Linked DNA regions of Homo sapiens: all the other regions are linked to region 2. The links are chromatin loops, found by intact Hi-C in ENCODE. Cell type or tissue: mammary epithelial cell. All regions are shown on one strand.

What was found. Peaks named below come from ENCODE experiments on the same cell type or tissue, not always from the same donor. Only the 100,000 strongest peaks of a DNase experiment are listed, where the experiment ranks them.
Region 1: a loop joins it to region 2, with 12 times the contacts of the local background. A loop is called at or near these places in 3 of 110 quality-filtered maps.
Region 3: it touches region 2 in a loop (16-fold over the local background); 3 of 110 quality-filtered maps call a loop at or near these places.
Region 4: a loop joins it to region 2, with 8 times the contacts of the local background. A loop is called at or near these places in 45 of 110 quality-filtered maps.
Region 5: a loop joins it to region 2, with 5 times the contacts of the local background. A loop is called at or near these places in 2 of 110 quality-filtered maps.

Annotation. Positions count from the first base shown.
Region 1 is chr9:108,668,286-108,673,285 of GRCh38, forward strand. No RefSeq gene overlaps it. Among named protein-coding and RNA genes, the nearest start is that of ACTL7B, 190 kb to the right of the region's middle. In mammary epithelial cell, a CTCF peak has its summit at 3,123 (motif pointing left); DNase peaks (open chromatin) are centred at 3,126, 3,586 and 4,406; H3K27ac peaks cover 2,020 bases.
Region 2 is chr9:107,463,196-107,468,195 of GRCh38, forward strand. It overlaps LINC01509 (long intergenic non-protein coding RNA 1509), which reads right to left and starts at 3,390. Exons shown (of 8, transcript NR_121581.1): 1 at 3,273-3,390. RefSeq lists a silencer at 2,477-2,656 and an enhancer at 3,159-3,658. In mammary epithelial cell, a CTCF peak has its summit at 2,555 (motif pointing right); no DNase peak of the experiment used is centred here; H3K4me3 peaks cover 998 bases.
Region 3 is chr9:108,811,236-108,816,235 of GRCh38, forward strand. No RefSeq gene overlaps it. Among named protein-coding and RNA genes, the nearest start is that of ACTL7B, 42 kb to the right of the region's middle. In mammary epithelial cell, a CTCF peak has its summit at 2,954 (motif pointing left); a DNase peak (open chromatin) is centred at 2,906.
Region 4 is chr9:108,759,808-108,764,807 of GRCh38, forward strand. No RefSeq gene overlaps it. Among named protein-coding and RNA genes, the nearest start is that of ACTL7B, 94 kb to the right of the region's middle. In mammary epithelial cell, a CTCF peak has its summit at 2,171; no DNase peak of the experiment used is centred here.
Region 5 is chr9:108,414,624-108,419,623 of GRCh38, forward strand. All of the region lies in intron 1 of LOC105376214 (a long non-coding RNA gene), which reads right to left. Among named protein-coding and RNA genes, the nearest start is that of ACTL7B, 440 kb to the right of the region's middle. In mammary epithelial cell, a CTCF peak has its summit at 1,912; a DNase peak (open chromatin) is centred at 1,908.

The sequences.
Region 1 (5,000 bases), 1.2 Mb after region 2:
GACAGATGGATCCCCAAGACATTTCTGAGGTCAAATTAGTAGACTGTGTCAACTCGGTCTCCATAGGATGTAAGGCAGCCCCAGGGAAATGACTCACCTACAAGGGATGGTCCCAATGTCTTCTTCTTGCCTTGAGGAAAGAAAATAGTTTCCCTCGACCCCCACCCCCATCCTAAGATCTCACATGCTTCCTAATGAATGTAGATGGAAACTAAAGAGGATGTCCTGAGGACAAAGATGTAATGGGGCAACATTTCTTTTAAAAGCTTGTGTACACCCAGCTGGGTAAGCTGCCCACAATGGCAGGTGGTGGTCACCCAAGCCTCTCTACCACTCCAAAAGGGGGCAACCTTGGGCCTGCAGAAAGAAGTAGAATGTCAAAACTCCAGGCAAGGGAGACAGGCCCATGAAGGGGTCATGGGGGTTCAGGAGGGCGTAGAGTCCTCACAATTATACCCCAATCTGTCCTGGCCCTGTTTTAGTCCAGGCTGCCAGCATAGGACCCAGTGGCCTTGATACCCTCCCATCAGCTGCTCACCCAGCTCACCCTAGACCCCTCCCAGAAAGGGCGAGCAACTCCTCCACAGCAGCCCAGTGATCACTAGACAGCTCTTACCATTCAAAAGCCTTCCTTATACAGAGTCCAATATGCCTCCTTGTTCTACCTCCAAGTGCCACAGGAAAAAGGTTTAATTCCACCCCTGCTCAACTCCCATCAGGCATCTGAGAACTCTTCTCCTGGTAGAAGCCCTCCAATACCCCAGCCTCTCCCCACAGTGTGATTTTACATTTACCCACACTCGGTTCATGTTCCTCTGAACTCATGCCAAGGCCAGAATCACTTCCTGCTTAATCTCTTGAGATTTTTATGTTGGAAGGAATCTTATTCCAAAGACTTCAAAAACAAAATTCCCTCCCTGCGTGTCACTACACCTCTGTGCATTCCAAAGACATCTCTGGTCTTTGGGGATAAAATGCACAAACGTTGTAGAGTAGAAGACAGGGGCAGCCACGAGGAAGAGGAAAAATGGTGTGTGTTGACAAAGCACAATACACACGGTTGAATGGGGTTGACTCCCTTTTCGTTCACTCTGATTCTTCCAGGTGCATATCCAAGGGTGTTGCTGGCATTATTCGGGAAGTTTGAAAAACAGTGAATTAGACCCTGGTGCTGGGGTCACCACAACTAGAGGTTCTGTCCTTTCATACAGAGATTTGCTTTGTTTAGCAGGAGGGCACTGAGTGTTCTGGACCCTGGGGGGAAACATTCGCAGGTGGTACGTAAGACAATCCAACAAGGAGAGGGTGAAATTATTAGGATTTTTACTTCTGATTTATTTCATACTTTTAAATTCCTATTTTTTGCATGCACTACATGTATTAGTCCATTATACAATTTATAATAAATATATACATATTAGAGATGCGTGCTCAATGTATTTTTACTGAGATGTTTGTATAATGAAAAAGATTTAAAGAATGCTGCTCCAGATGACACTCAGTTCCCCCACACGTGCCTTCTACTGGCACTGGGGTGGTCAGGTAAGAGTATGACCACCCCAATGGTCATGGCAAGGTATCAACACTGATGCAGGAGTAGTTATTCTGCACCAAACCCACTGACTGCTGGCAGATGCATTAAGAAGAGAGTGTTACTTAAGCTGTATTAATGGTAGTAGTGTATCTAGAATGAGGGATGGGACAGTGCCATTCACCCTTACTTGTCCAGACCACACCTAGATGATTGTGTTCCATGCTGGAAGTTATCTTTTAAGAGATGACCCCAAAACTGAGCCTTTTAGAGGACAGTGACAAAAGACATCAAGGACACTTGAAAGCCTGTCAGTAGAGGAATGCTAGATGGGAGTGGAGGTGTCCAGCCTGGCTGGGAGGTAGCGTACGTAAGAGCCAGCTTCAGATTTCCCATCTTGGGAAGTGAAAATAGACACCCTTTATGGGATCCAAGAGTTAGAACCAATGGGTAGAATTACAGGTAAGAAAATTCAGGCACAACCTACAGAAGAACTTTCTGGCAGAGTCACCTCAAGAGAAGAACTGAGTTTCCCATCATTACAGATGTGCAAACGGAGGCAGGGTGAGTACTTGTTGAAGGGGCAGCAGAGCACACTTCGTCTCCAGATGGGTGTTTGATCAGGAACACAAGTTCCCAACAAAGTTAATGCACGGACAACTAGTGGTCGTAGGGTGATTTTTAGGTGGTAAATGAATATGTTTTATTTTAATAGTTGTATGGAGATCTCACAAATATGCTTGATTCAGATGAGGCTGAAGCTTCTTACATGGGGAAATTGAGGTAAAGAAATTCATCAAGTAAAAAGACAATAGAAGGAGAATGCAGATGTGGCAAAATTCAGGAACGACCAAAGACAAGGAAACTATGGGGATGAAGGCCCCTCCTTGCCTTGAGAGTCCAAGATTCTTGGATCTTCAGTACTCACCCTCCAACCCAACATCACTTTTGACTTGTGCTCTTCTTTCTCCAGGAAAGCACAGGCTCCAAACCTAGAGAGTCCCCAGGGCCTTTGTGTTCTTCTGGCCTCCAGAAACACCCAGGTTGGGCACATTCCTCTTCCCCAGCCAAATGCACCTGTCCTGGACACTGAACAACCTGCTTCCCTTTTCTGAGACAAGATGAAATTGATAAATGGACCCCTCATTAATCCTGGGCTACCCCTCCCCACCTGCATCTCAGGGAATGCAAGCTTACTTGAGCAGTGGCCTCCTTGAACTCAAAGATAGAACTCCAGGCTCAAAGTTCAGCATTAAGGTACGAGTTTTGAAGGAAATATTTTTACTCGGGTAGGATCTAGGAGCCCTTGCCCCCAAATTGTGCATTTATAATGATATTAGGTGTTTAGCTCTTCACAGCTTACAAAGCATTTCCCACGCCCACTGTCCACTGCCCACCTGATCCTCACAACATTGTAAGACGCAGTAAAGTGGGTCTTACAATGACTATTCTCATTTGGAGACAAGGAAATTAAGACTCAGAGAGGCTGCCTAACTTGCTCAAGGCCACACAGCTTTCAAACCCACACCCAAATTCCCTCATTCCAAATCCCAGACTCAATTCACTGTACGACACTGCCCTCCAGTGTCCCAGAGGAGGGACTCTTGCCCATCTACAAAGGTAACAAGAGCGGCTGTTGTCCCCAGATTCTCAAAAAGACAAGCGCTCATTTCAGTTTTTACTGTCTAGATTGTGATGTAGGTGGTTAGCCTCAAAATGAGGCACATAAATCACTTCTGCTCCTCAAGGAGCAGAGAAGTCTCCTCTCTGTTTAAAATATGTGGTGAGTACCTGCCTGTCTCCTGGGATGATTCTAAATGGAATAATGTAAGCAAAAGGGTCTGGCATACAGCAGGGGCTCAATCATTGCAGGCTGGGTCTGTTGGCACACCTCACTTTTCTGTCTGAGGTCATGAGTAGAAACAGAGGTTTGAAACAACCAGCTGAACATTTTATAAACTAAACTAGAATTGAAGCCCCAGATTCCCATGTCATGTGTCTCTGTTTGAAACCTAAGTGCATGCCACTTCTTGTTTGGCCTGCAGGAATTTTGCAAAATGAATCATTTCAGCAAAATGCATCTTCATATTAGGGAAGACAGAAACCCAGGAATGTGGGGGGGAAAGGCAATAAAACAAATACTATTAAATTCCACTGACTCTTAGTACGCAAGGCGTCTTCAGCACGTTTTCACCATATGGTGCAGATTTTCCAAGATGGTCCTCATTTCAGAAGTTCTGTGCCTCGCTCAGACCATGTGGTGGACACTGTGCCAGGCCATGTGACTCAAGTTTGCATTAGGAAAAGATGGTCAGTGTAAATGTGTGCCAGACCCTGCTTAGGCATACACAAGTGAAGGAGGCATGGTCTCAGCCCTTTGAGGTGTTCAGTCTCAAAGAGAAGGCAGTGGAAAAAGGATGGACTAGGATGAAAAGTGACATGGTGGGGCGAGTGACCACAGGATATTTCTAATGCAGAGAAAACCAGAAAGTCAGAGAAGGTTTCCCAAGTAAGGGGCGTTCAAGTTGGATCCTGAAAGTTGACTAGGAAATTGCCCAAGGAGAAGAGGTCAAGTGTACCTATCTGTGTTCCATTCTGCCTGTAGTCCTTCACCCACCTGCCTCAAACCTTCCACTCCTTGTCTGGATCTGGTGGTTCACCTTTCCCACCCATCCCCGTAAGATGGCCCAACCTCCCTTTCTTCGCCTCTGATCCTCATCCAGCCCAGCCCAGTTCCCTGCTCCACATCTTCCCTTTACCATGAATCACAAGGCCCACTCAGAGCTTCCTTCTCCCTGAAAGACTTGAAATGATATATTTACCTAAGACTCTCCCTCCACCTCCAGTGTTCTCTGTCCTCATAGGACAGCAAAGTGAGGAAAATGCCAGACCCAACAGAGGACGGAGAGCGTGGAGGTGCAACAGGGATGTGATTCATAACTCAACAGAGATGAGTGAGAAAGGCTGTGGTGGGTGTGGGAGCAGCCAAGGCACAAAGAGGAGGAGAAGGATTAGTTGAACCAAGCCAAGCTCAGCCTTAAAGATCCTGGTTTGGTTTGTTCCCAAAATAGGGTTGAGCTTATGGCTGGTTCTTACTTGTTAGCAACCAGTTCACCCGTGCCTTCTCTTAAGTCCCTGTTCATTAATCTTCTTAAAGAAAGTGACTTGATTCTGTCAGGGTTGCTGGCTGCATATCAAAAACCTGTTCTTCCACTAAGAGGTTGCAGAGGCAAAGTACATGCATAGAAATCTTCACAGAGAACCTCCATATAGAATAGAAAATCGTTCTGCCTGTCCACTAGTGTGAGGCGCATGCTGGTGAAGATTTGTATGCTTAAGTGCCAAGAAGCTGCATTTACTTATCCATTCACTCACTCATTCATTTATTCATTTACTTTAAAATATGTATTGACTGTGATCCAGACATGAGCTAGGTATTGTGAATATGAGCAACAATGAACAAGTTAGG
Region 2 (5,000 bases):
GCACTTTGGGAGGCCGAGGTGGGTAGATCACGAGTTTAGGAGATCAAGACCATCCTGGCCAACGTGGTGAAACCCTGTCTCTACTAAAAATGCAAAAATTAGCTGGGTGTGGTGGCATCATGTGCCTGTAGTCCCAGCTACTCAGGAGGCAGAGGCAGGAGAATCGCTTGAACCCGGGAAGTGGAGGTGGCAGTGAGCCGAGATCATGCCACTGCACTCCAGCCTGGGCGAGAGAGTGAGACTCTGTCTCAAAAAAAAAAAAAAAAAATTAAAATTAAAAAATAAATAAATAGAGATGGGGTCTTGCTATGTTGCCCAGACTGGTCATGAACTCCTGGGCTCAAGTGATTCTTTTGCTTCAGCCTCTCAAAATGCTGGGATTACAGGCATGAGCCACTGCACCCAACCCAGCATCTTTGTCTAACAGCATAGAGATAAGGCTGAATTGAGAGAAGACTCTGTGTTGTAGAGATGAGCACTGTGTCCAAAGTCGCTCTACCTCTTTGAGGTTCATCTGGAAAATGGGCTGACAATTAAATGGATATAATGTACACAGAAGTGCACTGTGACTGGTGAGGCCATGTAAATATTGAACACTGGTTTTCTGTATTTTTTTTTTCTCACTTAAAGTTCATCATATTAGAGATCTTGAGAAGTTACCAGTATGGGACCTCAAAGTTGCTGGTGCCTTATCACACAGTCCCAAAATTTGGATTGCTGGCATAAAATATTGTATTACGGCCGGGAGCAGTGGCTCACGCCTGTAATCCCAGCACTTTGGGGAGGCCAAGGCAGGCGGATCACCTGAGGTCAGGAGTTCAAGACCAGCCTGGCCAACATGGTGAAACCCCGTCTCTACCAGAAATTCAAAAACATTAGCTGAGCATAGTGGTGGGCGCCTGTAATCCTAGGTACTCAGGAGGCTGAGGCACAAGAGTCGCTTGAACCCGGGAGTGGGAGGTTGCAGTGAGCCAAGATCACACCACTGCACTCCAGCCTGAGCGACAGAGTGAGACTCTGTCTCCAAAAAAAAAAAAAAAAAAAGAAAAGAAAAAGAAAGATAAGTTTACTGGGCTGGGCGCAGTGGCTCACGCCTGTAATCCCAGCACTTTGGCAGGCTGAAGCAGGCGGATCACCTGAGGTCAGGAGTTTGAGACCAGCCTGGCCAACACGGCGAAACCTCGTCTCAACTAAAAATACAAAAATTAGCCAGGCATGGTGGTGGGTGCCTGTAGTCCCAGCTATCAGAAGGCTGAGGCAGGAGAGTCACTTGAACCTAGGAGGCGGAGGTTGCAGTGAGCCAGGATCATGCCACTGCCCTCCAGCCTGGGTGACAGAGTGAGACTCTGTATCAAAAAAAAAAAAAAAAAAAAAAAGAAAAGAAAGAAAAGAAAAGAAAGAAAGATAAGGTTACTGGAGTTCAGAGAGGTTGCAGGAGAAAGATAGCCAGGAACTAACTAGCAGGGCTGCCCTTGACAGTCAGGTCCTCTGACTGTGCATTCCATTGCACTATGTCTCAGGACTGTGTGTTATTATTTCTAACATCACCAATTTCCAGAAAGGATCCCAGGCATTTGTGGAAGGGGTGTCAAGGGGAGAGAAGGAAGAAGAATCCCAACAGTTAAAACCTCCCACAGCCCAGGCTTCCTGGTCACAGACAGGGCTGCAAAAGGCACCCTAGATGGGCTAGCTGCTGTGGGTGGGTGAGACTTGCATTGAGTACCTACTATGTGTTTCAGGAAAAAGGACCCTGAGCGTCGTGGCTCACTCCTGTAATTCTAGCACTTTCAGAAACTGAAGTGGGAGGCTTGGTTGAGGCCAGGAATTTGAGACCAACCTGGGCAATAAAGGGAGACCCTCTCTCTACAAAAATAAATTAAAAAGAAAAGAGCGCCGCCTGTGAGTAGGGTCAAATGTTATGCACTGCACCTGCTACGTGCTACAGATACAGGTGGTCTGGGACCCGCCAGCTGACAGTGGGAGTGAGTTTGCCCCGAATAAGGAGTCCTTCATTTCTCATCTTGTAGCAACTCTGTGGGTGGAGTATGATTACTCCCATTTTGCAATGAGAATATTTAGGTTCAAAAAGGAGACAGCTGAGGCCACAGCCATAGATGGAGTTAGTGGCACTGCAAGACTGGACCCCAGCTGGGTGCTCAGGTTCCTTTTCTACCTCAAAGGAAAGGTAGAAACCATCCCTATCTGCCACAGAGGAGCAGACTCCAGAGAAGCCAAAGCCTAGCCAGCGAGTAATCATAACGATGTCCGTCTTTTAGCGAGTATTTGTCATGTAGCAGACACGTTATTGCACATTCCCACTTAATGGTTACATGACCTTGTCCCGTCTATTTTCACGTTAGCCAAAGGGAAGCCTAGAAGTCCACAGTCCCCGGGAGCTGGAAGCCAGGCAGTGACAGCGCCAGCGTATTCTCCTTGACTTGATTGTAAATTTCACAACTTTGGTAGCTTCAACAGGGAGGAAGAGGAGGGGCGCCGGCTCCCTCCAGCAAAGGCGGCGCGGAGCGGGTAGCCAGGTCCGGAGCCGTCCTGTGCCGGGCCGTCCGGTGGGGGGCACTGCAGACCGCGCGGGCGCTGCGCCCGCCTCTAGCTCCGGGCGCAGAGGGGTGGCCACGCTCTCCTGAGTCCCTCGCGCCCCTAGCCGCGCCTGGGAGAGCGGACTGGCCTCCCAGAGAGGATGCGGGGGAAGCCGCACAGGGGCCCACTGGGACTGGGTAAGGGCGCGGGATGGGATCGGCTCTGGATATGGGTGCCCCCCGAGCCGCGCCCCACCCCGCGAGCGCTCCCATTTGCACCTCCACTTGAGCACGGAGCTTCAAGAACGAGCTATTCTGGGGTGCGGGTTCCGACACTAGGCCCCACACGGATCTGGGGACTGGTTTGGCTACGACCTGGCGGAAGGGGGGAAACCTGGCCTGAGAACGGAAACTGCGGGACGATCCGGCGGCGCACTTAAATCTGGCTCCGCTGCTTCCTCGCCCCGCCCCCGCTGTCACCTTCCTCTGCTTCTGCGCAGCGATTCCACACCCCACTCCACCCCATCCCACCCAGACCGCTCACCCGATTCTGACTTTGAACCCAAAAGCGATCAGGCGTGTTCTGGGCCCGGCCACAGCCAGCGGGCGCTCTGGCCCTCGCAGAAGCCGCCGCAAGCGGGCATCGCTGTCCCCAGGGAGGGGACCCCAGCTAGCACCAGTAGAGGTGCAGTCACCCTTTTTAAGGTTACTCGGAGGGTAGATGCGGCATCCACTGACCTTGATCTTTTCCCACAGTCACCTGGGACCCAGGCATATAATGTGGGCAGTTTAATGAGGTGTAAACGAAGTGCAAATGGCCTAGAAGCCCCTTGAATGTGAAGCAGGATGGAGGCTTTCTTTAGAAGGGGGGTTTTACTCACTCTGGGAATTCTGGTAACAGCAATAGTCTCTGATTGTTAATTGGTCATAATTACTTTGTTAGAAGTCTGTACACCATTCCAAGTTCTAAGGCGACGAGAAAGAATATTTCTGACATTTACAACGGGAGGGAAACAGCATATTACTTTCTCCATTAGGATATACATTAGCATATTGTTGAATTGAATTTTCCGCCTTCACTTTTTAATATATTTCCAATTTCCAACTACTCCCTGGAAAATTTTAAAAAGGGGCAGCAGAAGGATTGGTGATGTGCATGCCACAGATGGAGATGGAAAAACTGCCCAGAACATGTTGACATTTGTAAAAAAGTTAACATCCCCCCACACTTTAAAACTATGATATTAGGAATAGCATAATGGCAAAAGTTACTCGTACAACATCTGTTCCTTCCAATGGGAGGATTTCTTTCCTGCCAAGAATTTATGAATTTTCTATAGGAGCTTGGTTCTGTTCGGGGAAGAGGGAAGGAAGCCAGCCAGAGCAGCCCCTTGGCTTCAGGGAATGCAGGGATGCATTGCTCCTGGCTTTTAGATGGCTCCTGAAGCTGCTGATGGGGCCAAAGTCACCCTTCAGAAGGACTTGGCTGCAAACAAGAAAAATCTCCAACAGCCACCCATGGTTTAAAGTGACTAGGCCGTCACTAAGAAAGGTCAAGGCCATATGGCTTGAGGACAGAGATGAGTTGGTTATAACTCTCATTCGCAGAAGACCTAATCCTTTTTGGAGGGCAAAGGAAAGAGTTTATTATAGGGATAAAACCCAACCAACTCATATCAGTTCATTTCAAATGTTTCATTCATTTTCACATTGACCAGATAAGTGTTTGTTCACTCATCTCAGAAACTTCAATCTCTTCATCTACCATCAATTGTCTTTTACCCTTGCTCAATTGAATCTCTGGTGACTGGAAACTTTTATCTTTCTAAAAAAGCATGATGTGAGTGCTCAAAACAGCCATCTGGGTGAATAGGACGCTAAGTGGATTAGCAGTTGAAACATTAATGATTCACTTTTGACTCAAAGCAAGTTTATCTAAGCAGATTTCCAATGGTCTTCTCTTTTGCAATCAAAAGAACTTTCTGCTCTAGAGAAGCCTCTGTCCAGGAAGGGGGAGATTACCTTTTTGCACTTTAAAGTGGACCATTTTAAGTTCTTGATTTTTGTTGTTGTAGAGACAGGGTCTCACAAATTTGCCCAGGATGGCCTTGAACTCCTAGCCTTAAGTGATCCTCCTGCCTTGGCCTCCCTGGGATCACAGGAGTGAGCCATCATGCTTGGCTTTTTTTTTTTTTTTAAGACAGAGTCTCTCTGTCACCCAGGTTGGAGTGCAGTGGTGTGATTTCAGCTCATTTCAATGCCCCCACCCCCGACACCCCTACCCTGACCCCACCACTCCGATGCCAGGTTGAAGAGATTCTCCTGACTCAGCCTCCTGAGTAGCTGGGATTGCAGGTGCCTGCCACCACGCCCAGCTAATTTTTGTATTTTTAGTAGAGATGGGGTTTCACCATGTTGGCCAGGCTGGTCTCACACTCCTGACTTCAGATAATCTGCCTGCCTCAG
Region 3 (5,000 bases), 1.3 Mb after region 2:
CTTTTACATCCAAGAGCCAAACTATCAGCAAATCCTATAAGGTCTACTTTCAAAATTCTGAATCTAACCACTTTTTTTTTTCTCTTTGATGGAGTCTTGCTCTGTCGCCAGGCTGGAGTGCAATGGCACGATCTTGGCTCACTGCAACCTCTGCCTCTGGGTTCAAGAAATTCACCTGCCTCAGCCTCCCAAGCATCTAGGACTACAGGCGCAAGCCACCACGCCCGGCTGATTTTTGTATTTTTAGTAGAGACAGGGTTTCACCATGTTGGCCAGGATGGTCTCGATCTCTTGACCTCGTGATCCACCCGCCTTGGCCTCCCAAAGTGCTGGGATTACAGGCATGAGCCATCGTGCCCGGCCGAATCTAACCCACTTTTGACCACCATCTAATCTAAGCCACAATCGCGTCTCCTCTGGATTATTGCTGCATCCTCATAAGAGGTCTCCCTTCTTCTACCCTTGCGTTTCTACTACCTTTGCCTTTAGGTCTGCTCTCAACACAGCAGCCCCAAGTGACCCTGTACAGCATGTCGGAGCTGCCCAAAATCTTTCAATGCCTTCACTTTTAATTTAGACTAAAAGCCAGCATCCTCAGGATGCCTACATGATCTAGCCCCTAATCGTTTTCCAGCCTCATCTCCTATGACTCCCTCCATGCTGGCCCTGATCTGGCTGCTCCAGGATCCTGCTTTCCCTCTGACATGCTCAGCACTCTTCCATCTCAAGCCCTTTGCACATGCTGTTCCTTCTGCCTGGAATTCTCTTCTGCTTTTAGGTTTCTGCTGAATGATCACCTTATTAGAGAAGCCTCCATGAACTGCCTAATATAAATTGCAACTCCATCCTACCTCTCCCCCCACTCCCTCCTGAACTCTCTCTTCCTCCTCTCACTGTGGTTACACCCATGTCACTTAAAGCCACTTGAAATACTAAATATTTACTTTTTCATTGTCTGCCTCCTCCTACCAGCATGTCAGCTCTCCTAGTCTAGGATTTTACTTTATCCACTGTTGTAAGCACTCAAAATTGTTTGAACGGATAATAATTTATATTAAAATTCTTATAAGGCCTCCTAAGTGCCAATCATTATATGAAAAAAAAAATCTTCCATGGCCTCTTGCAATATTTGGAAACAGATTCTGAAATGGAGAGGAGCGAGGCACTCTGGAGCGAGGCACTCTCAGTCTCTTCCTGACTCCTTTCAGGCCTACCCTCCCCGATTCATATCTTTTAACAGGAACACCCCCCCTCCCACCCTGGGAGCCTTTCCAGGATAGATGGGGGCGGAGGGAGCCCAGGGGGTCTCTTCTTGGCAATTGCAGCTGCACATCAAAACTTGACTCTGACACAAGCAGGAACCAGGGCCAGATCCTGGGCTCCCCAGGCCTCTGTTCTGACCGCCAGACAAGAATGTCTGTCTCTGTTAATTTGACTTAAGCTCTGTTTAATTACTAACTTGGTAGTTTCTGTACTCTGCTTAGCTGCTTGTCAAGTATGTGGCACTTTTGATAATTTAAGGGTTGGAATTTAGTCTATTTTTGCAATTGAAAATCAGCCTGGAGCCAGAGTTTCCCTTTTATTCAGAAAGACGAAACAGATGGGACATCAAAGGCGGTCATCCTGTAATTTTGTCTTTTCTGATACATTAAAAGCAGGCCTTGCACACTGGCTGCTTGATGTCATTGGAAACTTCTATTGGGCCTGTAAATATGAAGTCTAGTGCTTTCATATCATTAGTTTTTATCTTTCTGCGTCCAGCTTAAGAAAAATTACTCAGCAATGTCCGATGGCCACACCCAGAGGCAGCATGGAGGATGCCTAGGAAGCATGGGGACTGGGAGCAGGAGAGTTTGGGTTCCAGGACTGGCTCACAAGCTCTGGGTTCCATGACTCCAGTGCTTACCTAAGATCATTTTAACTGCTGTTATACATTCTACAGCATTTGTTCATTCAAACCAACACTTATTTGGTATCCCATAGATTTTGGGGCAGATTCCACAAGCAAGGAGATCTGGTTCCTATTCTCAGAAAGCACTCAGTCTAATAAGACGACAGATGGGGAAAGAGACCAGCTCACTCTACATAGTTGTTGTAGCCAAGGTGTACAGAAAGCAAACCAGGAGCATGGGAATAAGTCAGTCTACTTGAAGGATGGGGAGGTATTCACCAAGTGTGGCGTACTCAGGACAAAGGACAGCCTGCACCCCACAGGAAAGTTTAGTATAGGCTGTGATGGGGAAGGGAGGCAGAGGAGGAGTGGAGGCAGGGGACTGTGAGGAAAGGAAGAGGGTGTAAAAGTGAAGAAAGTGAAGTTTGACCTGTTAGGTTGAGGTCAGATATTCTGGAAAAACAAAGTCACTTGGTTAAATGGGAATGACAGAAATAATAGCTAACAATTATTAAGCTCTTATTGCTACTATTTTAGTACTTTCCACTTAAATCTATGATGTTCAGTGATGGCAAATTATAATACTTGCCCAAGATGATTCAGTTGGGAAGAGGTGAAGATGGGAATTTGAAGGCAATCTGCAGACCTCAGAGCCCAGCCCTTAGCCATCACACAGTCTTGCCAGGGCTTCGCAAAATATTCAGTGAACTGATGAATCCAAAAGTACTTTGCCAACTGTGAAGTGCTGCCCAAAAGTAGCCACTGCTGTTTACTAGTTTTGTTACGAAGATCTCCAAAATAAGAGATCTTTCTTCTTCCTTGATATTTGACAGTGCAAACCCTGAGCATTTTTTCCCAGGTTCAGAATAGCAAGCAAGAAAGGCTATGAGATTGTTATGTGGACATATTATGTAAACAAACAAACAAAAGGCTATGAGACAGAAATCACTCTGGATGAAAGGAAAGGAAGTCTGGGCTTTCATGAGTCACACTGAGAGACAGAAAAAATGATAAAGTCAGGCCAGGCAACCCTTCTGAAAGCTTAGCCTGTACTGGCACCTGCTGGTGCCCACAGTAGCTGTGCCAGCTTTACTTTCAACCAGGAATTATCCCTTGGAGGGTAAATGCCCCAGGGCAGTTTTATGTGTGAAGGGATTAGGGGCAGAGGGAAGGGTTGCAGCTTTTCTTCTTTTCTTACTCAAGAGGCTGCTGTGCATCTTTGGAAAAACCTCCAGGCTAAAATTCACTAGTAATAAACTACTGAGCACCTTTTATGGACATGCGTGGCACTGAGGGTCTCACTCAGCTCCCCCAAGAACAGTACCCCCAGCCCACCTCTGCAAGACACAGAACTGGAGGAGGTTGCTGCATTTGACCAAGATCATGCAACTAACTACTAAGTGGCAGCTCTAATTTAGGCCAAAATTCGATTTCATTTATACTCTTTTTTACAGCACCAGGTTATTTCCAAAGACTTAAGTTCACAGTCTAATTTTCCCATTTGCTATGTATGGGATCCTGGCCCTACCAATTCACCACTGAGAGTTTTGTCTTGGTTGACTGATCCCCTTACCTTATTCCAGAAGAGGTCAAACATGCCTACCTTACTCAAATCCTTTTCTGCAATGTGGGGAGAAACCCCTCTCACGGTGTTTGTAATGATCCTAAAAAGAGGTTGGATCTAAAAACATAAATAACAATACAATTACCTTTAAAACCTGAAGACCTGCTACGCCATAAATGTTTCTTTGAACTTCCTGGCTCCAAATGGAAAGAAGAATTCAAAGGTATTCCCTGAAATAGCTCCTAAACTTGTCAGTTGATGTTCGCACCTGGAAAAATCTCTTAACCCCAAATGTGTCCAATCAAAGATCTAGAAAACTTATTTTCCAGAGCTCAGTTGAAATTTAAAGAAAAACAAATAAAAGATACACAGTTGAACCATATGAAATTGCCAATATTTGACCATTCTGACTTACCAAAAATAAGTAAAAGCAGCACATTGAAGGGATTCAATGTAATTTACGCAGGCCCTCAAAAAGACAGGGTCTTTATCACTGTAGTCATTGGACAAGCCCCCTCCAGGCCAAGTATCAGCAGACAGGCACAAGAGTCACCTGGGTGATTGTTTAATATGCAGGTTCCCAGGCCCACTCCAGAAATGCCGATTCAGGACTGGAGTGGGGTGAGTCACTCAGGAATGTGCCTGTGTAAAAGACATCCCAGGTATCCCAACACAGGGAGGAGGTGCACCTTGCTCTGGAGTACTACTGGGCTTCTAAGGCAATCACCCAGGTGACTCTTGTGCCTGTCTGCTGATATTTGGCCTGGAGGGGGCTTGTCCAATGACTTTACAGTGATAAAGACACTGTCTTTTTGAGGGCCTGCGTAAATTACATTGAATCCCTTCAACGTGCTGCTTTTACTTATTTATTTTTGGTAAGTCAGAATAGTCAAATATTGGCACTTTCATATGGTTCAACTGTGTATCTTTTATTTGTTTTTCAGAAGACAGCATTCCAGGATGCTGCACTCTCAAAGGGCATCCAGTCTACGGTGGGCAGGCTGATTTAAGGATTTATGCTGTACAAGTGGACAAGATCCTGGAGGGGCACAGTTTCAAATCTCATTTCCATAACTTGGCCGCTGTGAGAAGTCTTTGGAGTACCCAGCTTTTTTGTTTTAATGATCCAACCCTGCTTTTTGTTGTTTCCTTTTGTTTGTTTTGTTGCCTGAAATTTATTATTATTATTAATTACTGCGAGGGGACCTGAAACACTTTTTGAATAGCTGCTTTAGGGTGATGTGTTCAGTCCCCATCCCTCTACCCTCCAAGACAGAATTACTGCGGCTCTACTTGTTGGTTTAAAGACTATTTATAAGCAAGGTCCATCTTCCACATTGCAGATCCAAACCAAAGCCTCATTATTTCCACTGTTTGTTTTGCTGCAGAATGGTTAACATTTACATGGAAATGGGTCTTTTTCTCTATCCTGTAATTTGGATTGTTTAGTTTTCCTTTTTGGACTTCTTTGATGCTGCTGAAGAAAGAAGTCCGCAGGAATCTGGAGAAAGGAAGAGTGAGCTGCCGGGGGCCGAGTGGGCGGCA
Region 4 (5,000 bases), 1.3 Mb after region 2:
AGGGTAAAAGAGTCCTCGGCAGAATTTCCCTTTTAACAAAAAGCAGCCTCAAAATCCTTTCTTTTCTAACAAAGAGCAGCCTGAAAAATTGAGCTCCAGACATAGATAAGCAAGCTGGAAGCCTGCACAGGTGAATGCTGGCAGCTGTGTCAATAGAAAAGTGCTACCTGGGGGCCAGGCATGTTCAACATGGAGGCACCATCTTCTCTTTTGCCACCACGTGTACTGTAAAGAAACAACATGGCGCCAACCAGGCAGAGAACCATTTGCAAGACAAAAGATTAGGGTGAGGGCAGCCAGAAACTCACACCCTATGCAAATGAAACACCTGGTCCAACCAATCCTTTGCACCCTGTGTAAATCAGACACTGCCTCCTCAGGCTCATCTATAAAACCTCCTACATTTCACAGTGAAAGCAACAACCCACTTCTCCAGGACCCCTCTCTGCTGCAGAGAGCTCTTCTCTTTCGCCCATTAAACTTCCACTCTGAACCTCACTATGTGTCCACGTCCTAGTTTTCCGTGACTGTGACACAACGAATCTTGGGTATCATCTCCAAACAACAACACTGCTTCACTGGGCTCCCTTAACTTCAGGAGCTCAGCAACATCAGCAGGTCATTTAATCCCAACCACTCTCCTTTTATTTTCAGATGTCCTTAATTCAGACTCTGCTGCTATTCACTGAGGTTCTTCAAGTTCTCACATTATTGTGTTCCCTTTTCTAACCCTACCCTAATCCTACATTTCAGAATAGAAAAACGTATTTTACAATTCTTGGGCTTCAGAAGAAATAAAAACAGTCTCATATTTCATGAGCACTTTGCACAGTACTACCTTCGTCTCAATCCTCAAAAACAACCCTGAGCAGTGGGTTATTATTATCCCATTTTACAGGCAGGGGCTAGGTTACCTGCCTGCATTCACACAGCCAGTAATTGGCAGGTAGGATTTAAATCCTGGCAGGCCCTGCCCCAAGTCATGGGCTCTTTCCTCCATATTCTTGCTGCAATCAACATCAAATACCTGACAACTCTCCTTTAGCTTGGTCACTGGCTTCCATGAGAATACCAGTACCTTCTCATGGCATGTTGTCCTGCCCTTAGCAAATGGAAGTAAATGCTAATACTGTCTCAATGTCACAGGACTGTAAAAAAGGAGAATCACAGGCTCTAAAGCCAATTGAAAGTTGTGGAGCCTCTGATGTGTCCTTGTGTTGCTCATCAGAACAGCTTGTTCCAAGGCGTAATGTCTACTTTGAGAAAGCCCCAGCATGGCTCCTAGGGCTAGGCTGCCACAACACTCATAAATCGCAGTGACACTCATGTTTACAACATCTCTGTCTGCTCTTCATAAATGGAATTCACACAATTCAGGTGAGCTGGAGAATTAGGCTTATGAGCATGGCATCTGGATATGAAAGTGAAAAAATGTCCACGCTGGAAAGATATTGGAAATACCCAGCCCAGTACTCTTATTCTACCCATAAAGCAGCTGAAGTTCAAGATCCTAGCCTGACTCTGGCCCTCAGACTGCCCATCTGAGGGAAGGGTGAACTCACTCCTCCACTGAGGTTCATTCTAATCTAACTATCTGTGAGACTAGAGGCCCCACTGAGGCTCAAACCCAGCTCTCTGGCCTGGAAGTGCACTAATCTCTGGACTGGAAGGGAACATGGCAGAAACAATAAACAAAAATGGAGCCAAGCATGCTTCTTCTAAGACAGGAGAAAGAAGGATCCATGGCCCATTTGGGGGCTACAGATGGCTGTCTTTTGTTGCATAAAATAGAATCCATCACGATTGGTTTCACTTTCCTTCCCACAAATAATCCAAACCTTCGGATCAAGACCCAAGACACATGCTGTCAGCCAAGTGTGTTGAGCATACACAGAACAAAGTGAAGGCCAAGCTTTAGGTACTCAGCTCACAAGGAGCTGGTACCCCACGTGGAGAGCAGCAAGAAATAAACAAAAAGGTGCCAACTCTTCACTAGCCGGCTACACTGTCTTAATCTTAATGACAGTGATTTGAATGGAAAAGGAATGCAGGAGCAGGCCATTTATCACTCTTAAATAATAAGTTAAAGTTACAGAGATTGAATTGGGCCAAGACTGGCTTTTAATACCGAGAGGGGGGATAAATCAATTATGGAACTCGCACGCCTCCTAGTGGCATATCTGGATTACTGCTGGGGAGGCTTCCTCTCCCACTTGGAACCATCGGCCCTGCCCCAAGGTTCACCGGGACATGATCAGTCCATATCAACTGAGAGCTTCCTTTAGACCAGGCTCTGGGCTATGTGCCATTGCATAATTAGTATCATTAATGCTCACACTAGGTGACTCTCATTAGACCCATTTTATAGACAATGAAAGAAAAGCTCAAAAAGCTTCCATCACTTGCCCAGACTTACGGTGGAAAGGATTCCAACCAAGATTTGTGGAATTCCCTGTTCAGAGCTCCCTCCCCAACATCACACTGAGTACAGAGTGTTGAGGATACAGAGGTGAATAAGATCCAGAACTGTTGGGCCGTTTGATCTTACCGCGTTCACATATTTTAACTGGGCAGGAAGACTCATATTAAATAACCAGAACGCAAAGTCCTAAGTGCTGTTTGCAAAAGGAGTCCAGTTCATGTGCTCCGGGATCCCAGTCCTCCCGAACCCCGGAGCATCCCTGACTCAGCACCCAGGCCCGGGGAAGCAGGGGGCTGGTGCGTAGGCCACTACATTGTTAGTGAGGCCAACTTGAAGAACCGCCTGCTTCCAGCCTGACACTTATGTAAGAAATGAGGCCCTGGGTTGAATCGCTGTAAAAAAAAAAAAAAAAAACAGACATCATTAACCAGCCTAAACCTTCAAACGCTCCAAGTCAAGGCAGAGTCAAAAGAGAGTTAACAAGCCTTCCAATTTGTCTTTTACAGGGGTTGACTTGTCAGGTCAAGGAAGATACAGGATCCTATGGGAACTCTACACAGCGAAAGTCAGCCTGTTATTTTGGCTTGTTGATAGAACTGGCAGGTTAAGAAATGACTGTGGCCAAAGAAGATGCGGGCATCTATTTTTGCAAGGTACCAGGTTGCCATTTTCTGCTTGGCACTGGCAGCAAACTGTCCCACAAGAGAGAAAAACAGTCACAGATTTCTTCACATGCTGGCCTTTTACATACATAGAATTTATGTGGTAGGGATTTTTTTCTTTTATTGATGTATATAAATACATTTCTATAGAAATAATATCATACTTTACACACTATTTTGCAAACTGCCTTTTTCCACCTATACTGTGAATAGTTTCTCAATTACTTAAATATTCTTCATCTTTGATATCTGAAATTCTAATTTATAGATTTAGCTAATTTTGAAATGTATAACTATTTAAAAATAGAAAATGAAGCTTATATGGCTTCAAATTTTTAAAAATCCCTTTATTCCATTTCTTTCTTTTATTATTATTCTTGGGTTTTTTTCTTTACCTTTTAGCTTCTTCTAAGGAAAACAACACTAAAAAATCCTTAAAGCTAAGGTTTTGTTACATTTTCATCTTTCACATTTAACTCTATGTGTGACATATTTTTCCAAATATTTAACCAGTAGCTCCACATCTTTTATTCACATAATGTAGAGGTTAAGGGTGTGAACTTCGGTGTTAGATCTGGGTTCAAATTCTGATTCAAAATCATACTAACTGGGTGACTTTGGGCTGGGCAGTGACTGTGCCTAAGCTTCATTCCCTTGTCTGTAATAAATGAGTAATGATAGGCCAGGCACGGTGGCTCACGCCTGTAATCCCAGCACTTTGGGAGGCGGATGCGGGCGGAACGCGAGGTCAGAAGATCAAGACCATCCTGGCTAACATGGTGAAACCCCGTCTCTACTAAAAATACAAAAAATTAGCCGGGCGTGGTGGCAGGCGCCTGTAGTCCCAGCTACTCAGGAGTCTGAGGCAGGAGAATGGCGTGAACCCGGAAGGCGGAGTTTGCAGTGAGCTGAGATCGTGCCACTGCACTCCAGCCTGGGCAACAGAGCAAGACTCCACCTCATAAATAAATAAATAAATAAATGAGTAATGATAACTCATGCTTCCCTGGGCTACTACAAGAAGTAAATAAATAATACAGCAATAATATTGCATTATCTTTTGCCTGTCTCATATAAATGTAAATAAATACATTATCGTTTTGTATGGAAAGCCCTTTACGAGAGACAGGCAAAAAGATAATGTTCAATAAATGTTATTAGTATTTCTTCCCTATTAATTCAAACTACAGTTGACCTTGAACAAGAAGGGTTTGAATTGCGGGGGTCCACGTATACGCAGATTTTTTCAATAAGAGTGCGCCCACCTCTCCTGCCTCCCCTTCCACCTCCTCCGTGTCTTCTGCTTCTGCCACTCCTGAGACAAAACCAACCCCTCACTTTCCTCTTCCTCAGCCTACTCAATGCTAAGATGACAAGGATGAAGATCTTTATGATGATCCACTTTCACTTAATGAATAGTAAATATATTTTTTCTTCCTTATTCTTTTTTTTTTTTTTTTTTTTTGAGATGGAATCTCGCTCTTTTGCCCAGGCTGGAGTGCAGTGGTGCAATCTCAGCACACTGCAACCTCCACCTCCCAGGTTCAAGCGATTCTCCCGCCTCAGCCTCCCGAGTAGCTGGGATTACAGGTATGTGCCACCACACCCGGCTTTTTCTTTCTTTCTTTTTTTTTTTTTTAGTAGAGACAGGGTTTCACTGTGTTGGCCAGGCTGGTCTTGAACTCCTGACTTCAAATGATCTGCCCACCTCACCCTCCCAAAGTGCTGGGATTACAGGTGTAAGCCACTGTACCCAGCCTATGACTTTCTTAATTTTCTTCTCTCTAGTTTACTGTAAGAATATAGTATATAATACATATAACATACAAAATATGTGCTGACGGTTTATACTGCCAGGAAGGCTTCCAGTCAACAGTAGGCTACTGGCAGTTAAATTTGGGGAGAGTCAAAAGTTG
Region 5 (5,000 bases), 950 kb after region 2:
TTACACATTTAGCTTTGAAATAATGCCCATTCTTTTCAATGCTTCTTATTTAGCAATATCTTTAACACATATTATTTTTAGTCTTTTTTGTAGTATTTAAGAGCCATTTTTAATCCCTTTGTTTATATATATATATATATATGCACACATGTGTGCACAGATACCTAATAATTCACTTTTTCTGCTAAATTATATGTGATCTATACATATTTAAGCTCTTTCTAATCATTTTATTTTATTAAGCCATATCATTACCTGCTTAATAATGAAAAATTAATATCCAAAACTTTAAAGAAGGAAAGTTTTATGTGAAAAAATTATTTTCTTTATTTCCAAAGGAAGTATTTTTCATTGTTTTGCAAGAAGAGCATATTTCCCTAAAGCCCTACATATTTGTTAAACCTTACCTACACGCAGCATATCAGAAATTCATCCACTCTCTAAAGTGTGGTTATACCTGCTTAATCGCACATATTCAAACAATTTTAATTTAAAAATAAAACAATTTTTTAATGAAGCAGCAAAACATCTTTTCATAATTGAAGCGCAATAGGCGCACAATCAGAATTTTAGTAAAACTAAAAACTGGTAATAAAAATTAAATAAAAGAAGACAGGAAATAATATAAGGTTCTAAAAATTGGTAAGAAAACCATGCCAAATTACCAGCTTTTTTATATATTGCACTTATTATAGTGTAAGTGTTCTTTCCAGAAAAGTGAAGCAATACATTACATTACAAAGAATATAAGAAAAAGAAGAATGTGAAAGCATTTATGATCCAGGAAAAAACATTGTTAAAGTTGTGTAAGTACCCTTCTAATCTCTTATCTATGCACACACATACATACACATAAATAAATGCATAGTTTCCCTTCCCAACATTTAGCTCATATGGAACATACTGTTTTGTAACCTGCCAGGCCTTTTTAAGCCCTGAAATTCAAACTCAAGCCCTTGAGGCAAACTCTTGAAAAAAGGGAGGAACGGGCTTCAATAGAAATCTCACAAGAAAAAGCAAAGGAAGGAAAAATGGAGGGCACATGAGATCAAAGAAGACAGAGGATATGGAACTGAAAGGATATCACAAAGGAAGCAAAAGATAAAGACGGACTTTTTCAATTTAAACCCCATTTTCTAATTTTCTTAATTGCATCAACACTGCGCTATTGTGTGTTTTTAGAAATTCTACTCCTCAATTCAGTCTTCCTCTCCTCCTCTTCCTCCCCCCTTCTCTGTGACTGGGTAGTTCACAGCACAGTGTAGAGATGCCAACTGCTGGAGCCAAATTCAATTCCAAATCCAAACATAAGCAACGTTTGTGAATCGAGATGCTTTGAGGTTCACCCAACTCCAATTTTACCAATTCCCTCCAGGGAAATATTTCTCTTTGAAGCTTCTGTGTACCCAAGTGCATTCTGGGATGGAAGTTTGGGTTTCTGGTGTGGGGCAATTTACGTATAGAATGAATACACTCTGCACCTAACCCTCTTATTACCTCCTGTGTTCCACAGTCTGTGACAATGTATAGTAAAATCAGCACATGAAGGCATGGCTGGAAATCATGCCCCTTTTTGTTCATATGCGTCTAACTTCAAATTTAAAAGGCAAATAAAGAATATTGAATTAGCCCAGATGTTGTAAAGTTGGTATCCATCTTAATTTCTTCAGAAATACTCTTGAACTTCCAAAAAAAAAAAAAAATTGGAAAGGGAAGAGCTTAAAATGAAATTCATTTTAAAATGGTAGTTTTAAAACTGTTAATTGTATCAAACATTGTCTTGCCAATAAACGTCACAGGCCACAAACTGAAACTACAACAAAAATATTTTCTTCCCAAAGAAAATAAGCTGTTCAATTGTGTAAGTTGGAGCATGTTTTTAAATATATGGAACAGGTGGGGGTGCAGTTGAGCAAGTTAAAGGCAATCTACCTGGCCTGAAAGGCCTGAAAGCCCAACTGGAAAAAGAAATAAGCTTGAGCTTAAAGCAAACCTGGAGTTTGAGGAGAGCTCAGAATTTTGTCTATGCGAAGAATTACATGCTAACAAACCCACCTGTCAAGGAGGCCAGCAGCATTCACTAGTGGTTACAATATCATTTTGAGGGACACACTGAATTGGAGGAGCAGTCTCTAAAACCCTCTAGGAACCTGAGCCCCTTCCTTTCCTGGCCTCCTAGGAGCTGCCTTCCTTCTCCTTCTTCATCACCAGGATAAAATAACTTGTGACCAAAACAAAAGAGAAGGCATTGACATTTTCAGTTGGGGTCTCGGATGACTCCATTCTCAATCCCTTGTACCATACATACCTCTGTCAATGTCTTCTCTCAGAATTCGGTGGAAGCTGAGAGTTTGTCACCTTGTTTAGCCCTTTGATACTCCTTCCAGTGTTTCTCGTGATGTCACACCCTTAGTGTATACTCAGGAAGTATGGCCTGCATTATCATATCCTTCTTAAATTACTAAAAATAGATTTGGGGGTGAGCCTGCAGAATTATGTCTCCTGGGCCTCTGAATATCTTTTCTTTTATACTCAATTATTTTGCATTATCCCAGACAATTTCATTTAGGTGTTTGATTAAAAAATAAATACCACTTGGTCGATCCACCATCATTATCTTTTCCAAAATGTATAAATACATAAAAAATAAATGCCTGTTCTTGGTAATGATCATGCTTTCCTCCCCTTGCAGGTCCTAACATTTGCTTGTCAATTTGGAATCTGCATCCTAATACATATTCCCATAGTACCCACATTTTCTTCTTAGTTATGATTCTCCCTGGGCCTCCCTAAAACAAATATGCTTTTGACACAATATATGTTTGTAAAGTGAGAGTATGCACAAAGAATTCCATATGTAAATGTATTGGGTAAATCAAAATGTACTTTTATGACAGAAGAATTAAGAATATTCACAACCTTAAGAACTATACTAAGCTTGCGCTAGTCACTGAGCCATGAAAGGTGATAAAGAATCAGACATAGCTCCTTTGTCATCCTAAGCACACTATATATATATATATGTGTGTGTGTATATATATCTACATCACACTATATATATAGTATACTATATATGTAGCACATTATCTATATATATATATATACAGAGCACACTATCTATATATATAGCACACTATATATATACACACACACAGGCTTACACACATACACACATACTTTTTTTGTTTAAGGTCAATAAAATTGCATCTGTATCATCCTATCATCCTGTTACGAGTTAACCTTAGCATGGTTCCAAGTTTTACTTAAATTAGGCAAGAGTTCATGAGAGGACAGATGACAGCATTGTTGCTGGGTAGTAATTCAAAGCTATGAAGTAAGGTTGCTATTAGCCCACATGTGATGAATGACAATACAAGATGTGGCAGTTGGTCTTAGCCTCCCTATGAAATTCATAGTCTTCCCTTTGAAAACCAGTTGTGGCACAGAGGAAAGGGCACCAGCTCTAGGTAAATGGGTCTTGCCACTTTGTGGCCCAGCATATAAGGAGCTTAGAAGTGGCCACTCTGTCCCAATAAGTAAAAAGCTGAACAAACAGAATAATCAACAATTCTTCTTATTCGTCAGAAAAGTGAGGTCACACAGCAAAATGCTGTTCCCCAAATTTGGAAGACAGGTAGGTAGATACAGGGAATCATAACTTACCAAAGTAGAAACCCACAAGAAGAAATCTCCTTGGAAACTAGTGCCAGAGTAGGGAAACTTGAACTGTAATTAACAACTTGCAGGAGGCTCAGGACAACTCAGAGGACAACTCTGAGAATTAAAAACTGTGGGGAGATTCAGTCAGAGGGACTGGCCTCCACACTTTTATGAGTGTTATCTCCAGGAGTTCAACCGGGTCCACATGGTAAAAATTGGAGAAAATCTTGCACTTCTGACAGGGGAAGAAGAAAGGCATCATTCTGAAATACGCCAGAACATTCTGTTCTTCTTAGCAAAGCGTGACCTTAGGACAAACTATATTTTATCAGAGCCTAAGCTACCTGCGGGAAGGGAAATACCCAACTTCAGCTCCCTGAAGCCTTTCTGTGCCACCTAAGGGGTGAGGGGTGCTAAAAAGCACTGGTGAAGTTCACCATTCAGGGCACCCATTCACCAAAACCCTGAGACTTGATCATAAGTCTATAGAGCACTATCCCCCTTCCTTTACACCTTACTACTACATTTTTAAAGGCCTATTTACTGTAGTTCCAAAAAAACAGAATTACCAGACCAGGAATTTTTTAAACTATAATTAATATGCTAAGGGCTTTGATGGAAAAAGTAGACAAAATGCAAGAACAAATAAATAATGTAGGTAAAGGGATAGAAATCCTAAGAAAAAATTATAAAGAAATACCAGAGATTTAAAAAATTTTAACAGAAATGAAGGATGCCTTGATGGCTCATTAGTCGAGTACACATAGCTGATGAAAGAATTGCTAAGCTTCAGGATAGGACAATAGAAACTTTAAAAATTAAAAAACAAAGAAAAAAATACTGAGAAAAGGGCCAGGCACAGTGGCTCATGCTTGTAATCTCAGCATTTTAGGGGTCTGAGGCAGGAAGATCACTTGAGCTCAGGACTTAAAGACCACTGGGCTATATAGTGACACCCTGTCTCTACAAAAAATGAAAAACAAAACAATCAGCTGGATGTGGTGGCATGAACCTGTAGCACCAGCTACTCAGGAGGCTGAGATGGGAGGATTGCTTGAGCCCAGGAGGTCAAGACTGCAGTGAGCTGTGATCATACCACTGTACTCTAGCCTTGGTAACAGAGTGAGACTTTGTCTCTAAAATAAATAAATAAATACTGAAAAAAAAAGCAGAATAGAATATCCAAGAACTATGGGACAACTACAAGATGTATAACATACACACAATGGGAATAACAAAAGGAAAGAGATAAAGGAATAGAAGCAACATTTAAAGCAACAATGACTGAGCATTTCCCCAAAACTGATGTCAGACATCAAACCACAGATCCAGGAAACCCA